Regions from separate parts of the Homo sapiens genome. Here region 1 is linked to region 2. Evidence: read pairs that join two places in POLR2A ChIA-PET (ENCODE). Cell type or tissue: HCT116. All regions are shown on one strand. Each heading gives the region's core, and the rest is flanking DNA. Links, peaks and the distances in the headings are about the cores only. Region 1 holds the start of LYPLA2 (lysophospholipase 2). Region 2 overlaps LUZP1 (leucine zipper protein 1).

Evidence for each region. ChIA-PET counts read pairs that join two places held together with the same protein. Peaks named below come from ENCODE experiments on the same cell type or tissue, not always from the same donor. Only the 100,000 strongest peaks of a DNase experiment are listed, where the experiment ranks them.
Region 1: POLR2A ChIA-PET joins it to region 2 with 5 read pairs; 1 of 35 experiments calls an interaction of 5 or more read pairs at or near these places.

What each region holds. Positions count from the first base shown.
Region 1 is chr1:23,787,968-23,793,338 of GRCh38, reverse strand. It overlaps PITHD1 (PITH domain containing 1), which reads right to left. Exons shown (of 6, transcript NM_020362.5): 6 at 5,107-5,371. It overlaps LYPLA2 (lysophospholipase 2), which reads right to left and starts at 2,194. Exons shown (of 10, transcript NM_007260.3): 1 at 2,089-2,194; 2 at 579-682; 3 at 300-331; 4 at 123-188. The coding sequence starts at 656. It overlaps LOC105376860 (a long non-coding RNA gene), which reads left to right. Exons shown (of 2, transcript XR_947067.3): 2 at 2,549-2,725. RefSeq lists a silencer at 1,957-2,016. In HCT116, for the core only: no CTCF peak of the experiment used is centred there; DNase peaks (open chromatin) are centred at 2,258 and 3,076; H3K4me3 peaks cover 3,498 bases; H3K27ac peaks cover 4,704 bases.
Region 2 is chr1:23,101,085-23,106,455 of GRCh38, reverse strand. All of the region lies in intron 2 of LUZP1 (leucine zipper protein 1), which reads left to right. Among named protein-coding and RNA genes, the nearest start is that of MIR3115, 59 kb to the right of the region's middle. In HCT116, for the core only: no CTCF peak of the experiment used is centred there; a DNase peak (open chromatin) is centred at 2,905; H3K4me3 peaks cover 1,008 bases; H3K27ac peaks cover 454 bases.

The sequences.
Region 1 (5,371 bases), core at 157-5,156, 690 kb before region 2:
TTCTGACTGCCCTGAGCCCAAGCCCCAGGATGCAACTGACAGGAGAGAACAGGCCTGGGATGACAGGACCACCCCCAGATGATCCCCAGCCTCAGCCCCTCCCTTGCTGGGGTGACACTCACGCATGGGGACAGATGTACTTGACGTGAGGGAGCCGGATGGTGGAGAGGGCGTCAGCCCAGCTGTGCCTGTAGGAGGGACGGGAGAAAAGGCTCCGATGTGGTAGGAAGAGAAGGCCTCTCCAGTCCGCTGCTGGGCCAGGACCCCTCCTTAAGGAGCACCCCTCCTCAGTCACTTACCCTGTGTCTCCAAGTCCATGTAAAAAAATAACCTGGAAAAGGATGGGAAATGGGGAGACAGGAAGGCTTCCCCTAGGTCCTCCAACTTCTGCCCACCCCTCCCCCACCCCCAAGGACCTGGGGGAACCCAGGTAGCAGCCAAACAGGTTACTACCCCGAGCCTGCTGGCCTCAGGATACTCCCTGCTCATCACTGCCACCTCCATTTTCCCACACCCCCTCCAGCCGGTCCTCCAGCTGCTCCCACAGTGTCTGGCCGTGGGTGAAAGGGGACCCTTACCGCGGCCGTTTCCCGCTCAGCTCCAGACACGGTGGCAGCATCGGTGAGCAGGGGCACAGACATGGTGTTACCACACATACACCACACGGCTCCACGGCGGGGGCCTGCATACATCGGGGCGGCGGTCAAGAGCAAAACCAGGCACAGGACACACTCCTGGCCCAAGAGGCCACCAGGCCATCAGCCCCACACAGCACCCAGGTTCTGTCCTGGGCACAAAGAATAGTCAAGCAAGAAGTCCCAGGGCACAGGAGAAGAAGTCTGCCTCAGTTCCAGGGCTGAAAGGCAGAGACAGCCTCCCTAGTGGCCCAGAACATGTGTCTCTGGTTCTGGCCCAACCACAGGACCTGAGCTTGCTGGAGACAGGCAGAGGCAGGGCATAGGGACTGTAGGGCAGGGGGCAGAGGGGAGGCAGCGGCACGCCTGCTTCATTCCCCCTCTAACTCCTCAGGGGTGAGTGCCTTCCCCCTCCTCTCCAATCATCCCTGGGTCCCTGCCTCCCCAACTCCGGGCCCTATGGGAAATGGAGAGAAAAGTGCCAGGGAAAGGAGCTTCCATCCCCTACTCAGTGCCGCCTCCAACCCCCATCTCAACCTCCCCCCACCCAGCCCCCATCCAGCCTTCACAGCAGTTTCTGGCCCATCCATTCCCAGACCCCCAGGGGGCTGCCCATGTCCCCAGAAAGCGTAAGAACTCCACCCACCCCCAAACTGGTGCTCCACGCCCCCCCTAAACGGAGCTACCTGCTGCTGCTGCCACTGACTGCAAACGAGCCCTGGCTTGACCACGCTCTGGGACTCCCAAACACACAAAAGAATGTCAGGCTGGCTGGCCCCTCCCCATCCTCGGCGTCCTCCAAACTCGCCGGAAGCTTCCACTACCTGCCTCAAGTGCCTGCCCACCCCTCCCAACTGGCCTCACCTTCCATCTCTGACCCCTGAGGGCAGCTCCCCACAATGGGATCGTTCACCTGTGACCCGGGGTTCCTCTTCCCATGGGGAATGCACCTCCTGCCCTGAGCTGCGATTCCCTTCCTTCTCCACCGTGGGGACTTGCACCTCCCGCCCAGGCTCCCTCCTCGGAGGGGTGCCTTCCCCCTGACCTGTCTCTCTCTATACACCTTGAGAACTTCCACCCTGACCCAGGATCTCCCGCTCCCCACAATGGGAACTTCTGTTCTGACCAAAGGTCACCCTACCCAGTGAAATTTTCTACCCTGACCCAGGACTCCCACCTGCCCACAATAAAGCTTTGTACCTTTGACTCTGGGGAAGCCCCCGCCCCACAATGGGCTCTTCTATTTCCGACCCTGAAGTCTGTCTCTTTATACTCAGACACCCCCTTGCCTAGCCCCGCTCCACTCCCGAAGTCCCCAAGACTGGACAGCGCCTTCGCACCTCACTCCCCACCCCCATCCCCCCCATCACGGTTCCCCCTCCCCGCTCTCCGGGACCCTCCCGAGGCCGACCTCCCCCTACACGCCCATCCTCCGCAGCCGCCGGCTGGGTACCTCCACTCCCTGGGACTTCCGAGGCCGCTTGGGCGATTCTCCTCTTTCTCCCGCAGACACACTCTTCCCCCTCGGCCGCCCCCGCCGGAACTTCCGTTCGAGTCCCGGGAACCCAGCCATCGCGCTGCCGGAAGTAGCCTGGCCGACAGTACGGAACCCGGAAGCGGGGACCCGGCTTCGCTGGATAGAAGCTGCCATGTTGGAGGCGGCGGGGCTACTCCCTGTCATTCAGCCGCGCAGTCGCTGGGTTCTCACCCGCTCCCACCTTGTAGATTCGAGACAGGGCACCCAAGACTCCCACTTGCTACCACCACCCATGCGCCTCCTGGAGGAGGGCCGACCGGAAGGAGAGGCATCCCTCACACTATTGTTTGCATAAACTTTACCACCTTCCCATCCTCATGGGACACACCTCTTAAGGCCTCGGGTGTCTGCCACTGGCTTTCATGCCCTATTCCAGGATCATGAATGGAATGACACACTCTGAACCGAAGAGACCTTACAGATCATCTAGTTCTCCAGCCTTGAAGATGGGGAAACTGAGGCTCAAGGAAGGCATGTAAACAGCAACCTCGGGATTCCATTTAAATTCTGCCTCTCTGGATCTGCTTCCTGATATATAAAATGGTAATAACCACCCTGCCTCCTTCACAGCTTTGTTGGTAGGCTTAAATGAGGTTGTGTGAACATGGTTTATACAGTAAAATCACAGCGTGAGGTGTTAATCACGCAAAAAAGGACCTAGGAAAAATACAAAGGCCGTATCAGGAGAGCTGGACAGGCACTGGCAGTGTTAGCGCTGCCCTTCACAAGCAATGTCATGCAGACAGTGCACAAAACGCTGCCATCAAGCTGAAGTGGAAATAGGTATCAGGGACCACAGAAAAGTCAGAAGGCAGGCAAACTGAGTTGAAGGAGCATGTCCCTGAGAATGTGTGGGGATCTGCAAATAGGAAATGAGTCACACTTGACCCTCAGCCGCTTAGGACTCACTCTCCCAGCCTAACCTATACTAGTGTTTTCTTTGAACAGAAAGAAAACAGTACAGCCAGGCGCGGTGGCTCACTCCTGTAATCCCAGCACTTTGGGAGGCTGAGGCGGGCGGATCACGAGGTCAGGAGATCGAGACCATCCTGGCTAACACGGTGAAACCCTGTCTCTACTAAAAATACAAAAAATTAGCCTGGCGCTGTGGCGGGCGCCTGTAGTCCTAGCTACTCGGGGGGAGGCTGAGGCAGGAGAATGGCGTGAACCCGGGAGGCGGAGCTTGCAGTGAGCCAAGATAGTGCCACTACACTCCAGCCTGGGCAACAAAGCGAGACTCTGTCTCAAAAAAAAAAAAAAAAAAAAAAGAAAGAAAAGAAAAAGAAAACAGTACAAAGTTGGAAGCTCAACAAAGCACTTTCCCCCAGGCCCAGAGGCACTTTGGTCCTAAGTACTCAACAGGTCAGGGAGCCTACAATACCAGGATTCGGGGCAGGAAACCTTTGAGCCTATGGGACCACCACAAGCCAAGGACCCAGGACTGAATGTCAAAAGAAAATGGAGGGTAATGTCCCCACTTATGGAAGAATGAACAGTTCCTCCTGCAACCTCGATCACCTGAGACACCATGACACTTAAAACAAATTCTTCAGAGTGAAGCTTCAAATTCAGAGGCTCAGTCCCAGGAGCTGTGATTAATGCTTTAATTAGTGGAATTAGTGAAGGGCTAGTCTGCTCTAAGATTTTTAACTTTATTTTTCCCCCTACTCCAAATTTAAACATAGCCCTTCTTTTAACTCCAAAAAATGATCCAACTGAAATAAAGAGGCTGTGGCTGAGTGAATAGGACCCTTCATGCTTTTCAAGAACAGCATTTGCATTCTGGTTTATTTCAGGCTGCATTTTAGAAATTTTGAGGGCCAACAAGGTTTGGTGGTAGCAGACCTTTCCTAGGACAGGCTGGAGAAACAGTGGCTATATCCTCCAAACAACAGCATGGGCCAATGCCTCAGAGGAATTCTCCCAAAAGGATCAGATTCAACACTAATTCCCTTTATTACCTGTTCCTGTTTTCTGCAAGGGAGAGAATACTGACCATATCAAATCCCCTTTTTAGATACTTACATTCTCTTCAATTGCTAAACTGACTTTCAAAATTTAAGTCCAAAGTCTTTGGTCTACCTGGAGACCACATGAGCTGCTCAATTACTTTCCTCACCCTCATTTCTTCTGATGAGCTCCAAAATCTGTTCTCCCTTATTTTTGTAAATGTCATTCTACAAATCACTTCCTTTTGTGCAAAATGAAATATAGGGTTTTGTTGTTGTTGTTTTGAGACAAGGTCTCACTCTGTTGCCTCAGGCTGGGGTGCAGTGGCGCAATCATGGCTTACTGTAGCCTCGACCTCCTGGGCTCCAGTGATCCTCCCACCTCAGCCTCCCAAGTGGCTGGGACTACAGGTGCACGCCACCATGCCCAGTTAATTTCTGTGAAATACAGGTTTTCAACCCCACCTTCTTCTTTACTATATATGGGTGTAGGAGTGTTTTTGGCCTACTGTACAAAATTAAGCTTGACCATTCCTGGAGAAACTGATCCAGTCTTGATTTTTTTTTTTTTTTTTTTTGAGACGGAGTCTCACTCTGTCACCCAGGCTGGAGTGCAGTGGTGCAATCTCAGGTCACTGCAAGCTCCGCTTCCCGGGTTCATGCCATTCTCCTGCCTCAGCCTCCTGAGTAGCTGGGACTACAGGCTCCCGCCACCGCACCCGGCTAATTTTTTGTATTTTTGGTAGAGACGGTTTCACCGTGGTCTCGATCTCCTGACCTCGTGATCCGCCCACCTCGGCCTCCCAAAGTGCTGGGATTACAGGCGTGAGCCACCGCGCCCGGCTCCAGTCTTGATTTAATTGTGGCACTTCCTATAATCTACCTAGTCCAAAACAACAACAAAAAATTTCAAAGTTCAGTACAGTTCCCCATGAAATGAAAGTTGCATCAGTGGCTATCAAGAACTCAAAAGAAAATACAAACATTAAGTCTGGCAAGGATTTATTAGGAAGCTTATTAGTCACAGTGAATAAAAGCCATGAAAAGAAGAACTCAAATCTCCAAATTCTGGCATCGGACTTACAACACTAGTTAGAAGCTAATAAACATTAAGGAATTTCCAAGGGGAATCTTAACTAAGTCTCAATCTTACTGACCAGATTACCCACACACATAGAAATGATCCCCATGCTCTCCCCAGACTGCTTAGCTAGGCAGTGGAAAAGACCTTCTCCCCAAGCTTAAGCTAT
Region 2 (5,371 bases), core at 144-5,143:
ATTTTGTATTTTTTGTAGAGAAAGGGTTTCACCATGTTGCCGAGGCTGGTCTTGAACTCCTGGGCTCAAGCTGTCTGCCTGCCTCAGCCTCCCAAAGTGCGCTAGGATTATAGGCATGAGCCACTGTGCCCATTTGAGAGGTGTTTGATTTATTTGGAGTTAACGTCTGGGTCACAGGGGTTTGAGGATGTCATTGGAAACTTGACAGTGATCTCTGGTAAAATTCTAAAATTGATTGATCAAAGAATGAGAACAGTGATCCCTAGAAGCCAGCTTGTGTTCACTAAGAATAAATCATGCTAGCTGATAACAATTCTTTTTTTTCTTTAAGCCTTGCCATGATTTTATTTAAACGATCGGTACAAGTTCAGTATAAAAATATTAGAGAATAGACATAAGCAAAAACAGAAAAAAAGCACATTATCCAGAGATAATTACCATATAGCAGTTTGATATATATATCAGAGCATTTCATTTTTGGAAAGATTCCTAGGTCGCTGGAGGATTGGAATGTGCTACAAAGGTAATGTGTCTTAAGTGCTAACATTAGGTATTTAATGTTTTCTCATGTGATCCCAAGACAAAAAAAAAAATTTTACCTGGCTTTGGAGCTTCTTGAATAGTTGCACTCAGGAATTGTAATAGATCAGTGTTAATCTATAGGAGGTGTTTTTAATGATTTTGGTTATATTTTGTTTTTGAACATCAATTTGGATGAAGATATAGAAAAGACATGCCTATGAGACTTAAATAGCGAATGTTTGCAGGCTAGACAGTGTAGAGAATATTTAGTCAAGGGATTGAAACTAAGAAGTTGAAATCCAAAAATAATAAATAATAATTTAAGCTGAAACTTACATGACACTTACTATAGACCAGGTACTAGTCTAAGCAATTCTTGCATTAACTTATTTACACATACCATAACCTTATAGGTATTGAAGCATAGAGAATTCAAATGACTTATCCAAGGTCACACAGCTAGTAGCTAATAAAGTCAGGGTTTGAACTTAGGCTGCCTGGCTTCAGAGTTCGTAAACTTTAATCATTGTATCACGTTGCCTGCAAAAGAATTAAGCCCCATATTTCAATTATTAAAAATGAGATTTAACAGTTTATTTGGAAACAAAGCCAGTATGAACCTACAAATTGGTACTGTGGCTATCAGATTCGTTCATGCAATCTTGGACTTCATTATTAGAACTGGGCAGACCAGGTCATCTTTCATCCATCCCACCCTTTTACCCCATTGCTACTGTCCTGGTTCAGGCCCTTATCCCATCTCTTGCCTTGACTATTACAATAGCACCCTAGTTTATCCTGCTAGAATGGCCTTTCAAAAACTGCAGTTCTGATTGTGTTACTCTCTTACTTAATCCCTTTGTCCAATACAGGTTGCAAATTTGCTTCCCATATCCACTTGCAGGCATGTATGTTTTGGAGGGACTATACAGTGGTATTCTTTTTATTTCCTCTTTTTTGAAATCTGAATTCATTGGCTACATTTAAGAGATTATATATAAAAGTAGGGCATAGCCCCTCTTAGCCATAGTCCTTCTAGGCCCTTTAACTCATTTAAATCATTGGCCTGATCTCTTTGGCACCTGCATTTCAGCCTCTGGCATAAAGGCTAAGCATCTTTCCTAGAATGTAGTGCCTAGATCTGAAAATAGTCCCCTTTATGTAAATTTGGCCAGTACAGAATACAATAAAACTATTACATTAATTTATTTACAAAACATTTATAAGGTTCCTACCTTGCCCCTGTCACTGTATTCAGTGCCCAGGACTGAAAAATGAAGATAACACAGTCCCTGCTCTCAGAGCCCAGCAGAGGATGACAGATATTTTAAGTATCATGGATATAGTGATAGAAGCATCTACAGAATTTAGGATGGTGCATTTCTCTTGCGGGGAAGGATGGTTTGAAAAGGCCTCAGAGAACAGATGCATTAAAAGATGTTTACCATTGGGCCAGGCGTGGTGGCTCACACCTGTAATCCCAGCACTTTGGGAGGCCGAGGCTTGTGGATCACTTGAGGTCAGGAGTTCAAGACCAGTGTTGGCAACATAGTGAAACCTGTCTCTACTAAAAATAGAAAAATTAGCTGGGCGTGGTGGCGCACACCTGTAATCCCAGCTACTCGGGAGGCTGAGGCAGTTCTCGAGAATCCCTTGAACCCAGCAAACGAAGGTTGCAGTGAGCTGAGATCGTGCCTCTTCACTCCAACCTGGACGATGGAACGAGATTCCGTCTCAAAAAAAAAAAAAGAAAAAGAAAAAAAGATGTTTACCATCGGAATGGCTGTGGGTTGTGGGGGCTTGGAAGGAAAGGAGATAAGGGAATGTTCCTCAAACAGTACACCCTCAGCCTCTGAACTTACTGTGACATTTCAGGGGCCTCAAACCTACCACAGAGACCTTACCAGTTAATTGCTCTTCCCCTTGTGTCTCTGGTGTCAGCCATGCTGAATTAAATTCCCCGAATACAGCATTGTTTTGTTAGCTTGTTCACTCCCTCCCTCCTTCCCCCCCTCCCTCCCTCCTTCCCCCCTCCCTCCCTCTCTCCCTCTCTCCCTCCCTCCCTCCCTCCCTCCCTCCCTCCCTCCCTCCCTCTCTCCCTCTCTTCCTCCCTCCCTCCTTCCCAATAAACAACTATATTATACTCTTTATGTACTAGGCACTGTTCAAGGGGCGGGGAATACAGCAATAAAAAAATTACAAACACAAAAAACTACACTTCTGACCTCATGCATCCTACTTTCTGGTAAGAAGAATCAATGTAAATAAATTTACAAGTAATCAGGTGGTTAAATGTGCCAAGAAGAAAAATAAGTAGGGTATCTTACCTTAGAGCTGTCCAAAGATGGAGTGAGTTGTCTTGGGAGGAAGTGACTGTCATTCTTGTCATTAGAAGTGTTTGAACGGAAGCTGAGTAACTACTTGCTAGATAACGTCCGCATTGAGTGGGAGGTTGGACTAGATGATCTCTAAATCCTTTCCAACATGAAGAATCTCTGTATGCTAGCTGGGTCCCTCACTCTTGAGTTTGCGTATCCAAAATACATGAATTTGTGATTCTGGGAAAAATAATGTAAGCCCTGTAATTAGATAGAAATGTGCAAGAGTTGATGGTGAGGCTTAGACAGCCTAAGATTTTAAAACAGGTAACTACAAGTGGTCAGGAGGAAGCTGCTTGAAAATAGCTCTTGGCCAGGGGCGGTGGCTCGCGTCTGTAATCCCAGTACTTTAGAAGGCTCGAAGGGCGAAGTGGGAGGATGGCTTGAGTCCAGGAGTTTGGGACCAGCCTGGTCAGCATAGAGACCCCTTCTCTACAAAAAAAAAAAATGAGAAAAATTAGCCAGGCATGGTGGCATGTGTCTGAGTCCCAGCTGCTTGGGAGACTTAAGGTGGGAGGATTGCTTGAGGCTAGAAGGTAGAAGCTGCAGTGAGCTGTGATTGCTCCACTGCATGACAGCCTGGTAGACCCTGTCTCAATAAAAAAAGAAATGAAATCAAATGAAATGAAATGAAAAATGAAATGAAATGAAATATAAAATAAAATAAAAGCTCCTATTATCCTTTAGATCAGAGATTGGCAAATTCTGGCAGACAGGCCCACTGTCTTTTGCTTTTTAAATTTTTAATGGTTTATTTAAGTAGAGACAGGGTCTTGCAGTATTGCCAAGACTGGCCTTGAACTCCTGGCCTCAAGCAATCCTCCCCGCTCATCTTACCAAAGTGCTGGGATTACAGGCATGAGCTACCATGCCCTGCCCACTGCCTGTTTTTTTAAATCAAGTTTAATTGAAACATAGTTATGTTCATTCACTTCTGTACAGTATATATGTGGTTGCTTCATCACTACATTGTCAGAGTTCAGTAGCTGGAATAGAAACCTTAGATCCTATAAAGCCTAAAATATTTACTCTCAAACTAAGTTTGCATACTTATGTGTATACTATCAAACTTTTTAAAAAAAAGTTTGCCGACCCCTCTTTAAATGACTATTGGGAACAGGAAGTGAATCATGGCAGCTGTGTTGGGAGAAGGGGCAGGGCAGGCCTGATTATGTTCTATTTCAGACCTTCCTGATCTGCCAGGACAGGAAGAAGAGCCACCCTCCAAAATGCTGGATGGGGCCACTTGGAACTGGGTTCAGGAACTTTGATAGAAAGAGCCCTGAATGAGAGACAGTTGGCACTGTATGTTGCTAGCGTGAATTAGAACTGAGCCAGGTACTAATGTAGGGGTGGCATGAAAAGTGAGACTGTCCTTCCCTTTGTAAAAACCTTCTTATGGTTTCCCAAGGTTTAATATAAACAGTTTCCTTCCCAGACCCCACCCTTAGGCACATTTAATCACTTCTTCTGAGCTTCCGGTTATATGTATGATGATACAATATGCTAAGGAAAAAAAAAAGCAGGATAGAAGACAGGATGCAAAAGGGTGGGTGCTATCTTATGTAAGATGGTCAGGGAAGGCTTCTTTATCATAGTTTTATGATTGGTTATATCTGTATGATTCCTTAAAGGCAAGGGTAAGATTTTCTACTTATCTTGGCAAAATGCTGGGTGCATCATAGGTGTTCTATAAATGTCTGCTAAATAAATGAATTTTGCCTGGATAAACATACTTAACACAGAGTAAGGGAGGCAGTAGAAAGAGAGGTGTCTACTTTGCTTTTGGATGATCCAGGAGGTAGCAAAGCATTTCTTATCCTGGCTACTTAGGGCCAAAAGGTCAGAGATAAGTGACCTCCTAACCCCATTTTCAGTCTAGTTCCTTGTTTACTCTGGGGAGAAGGGATGATCTTAGTGAATCACTATTTTTAGGAGGATTTTCCCTGATGAAACTTACTTTAGGTATGCATAGGACTTTTCAAAGTGCTTTTGCTAACTTTATTGCATAGTGTTGCTGTAAGGTAGTTGATATTCTTTTATTTTTTCAGAGGAACTAAAGCATAGAGAAAATCAGTGACTTGGCCAAACAGTATGGTATTCTTAAAAGAATATAAACTTTGGAATTGGACCTAGATTCACTCTGACTGTCCTTGCTAGCTGCGTACTTTGGGAAAATTTGAGAGTCCTTGCCCCATAAGGTTATTGTGAAAGCTGAATAGAATAATAGTAGTAGCTTACTGTTTGTTGTGACTTATGTGCAAGGTATTCTGCTAAGCATTTTACATGTCCAGGGATTACCATATTGTTTTTGTGTGGACATTGAGGGAAAACCTCCGTGGAGTAACGTAGGAACATGTAAAGTAAATGATCTGAGATTCCTGATACCTGCAGAAATCATGTATATAAGGTACTTAGTATTGCCTGTAGTATAGTACTGCCCTATTTGTGGTTGTACTTATTTGTTCCTT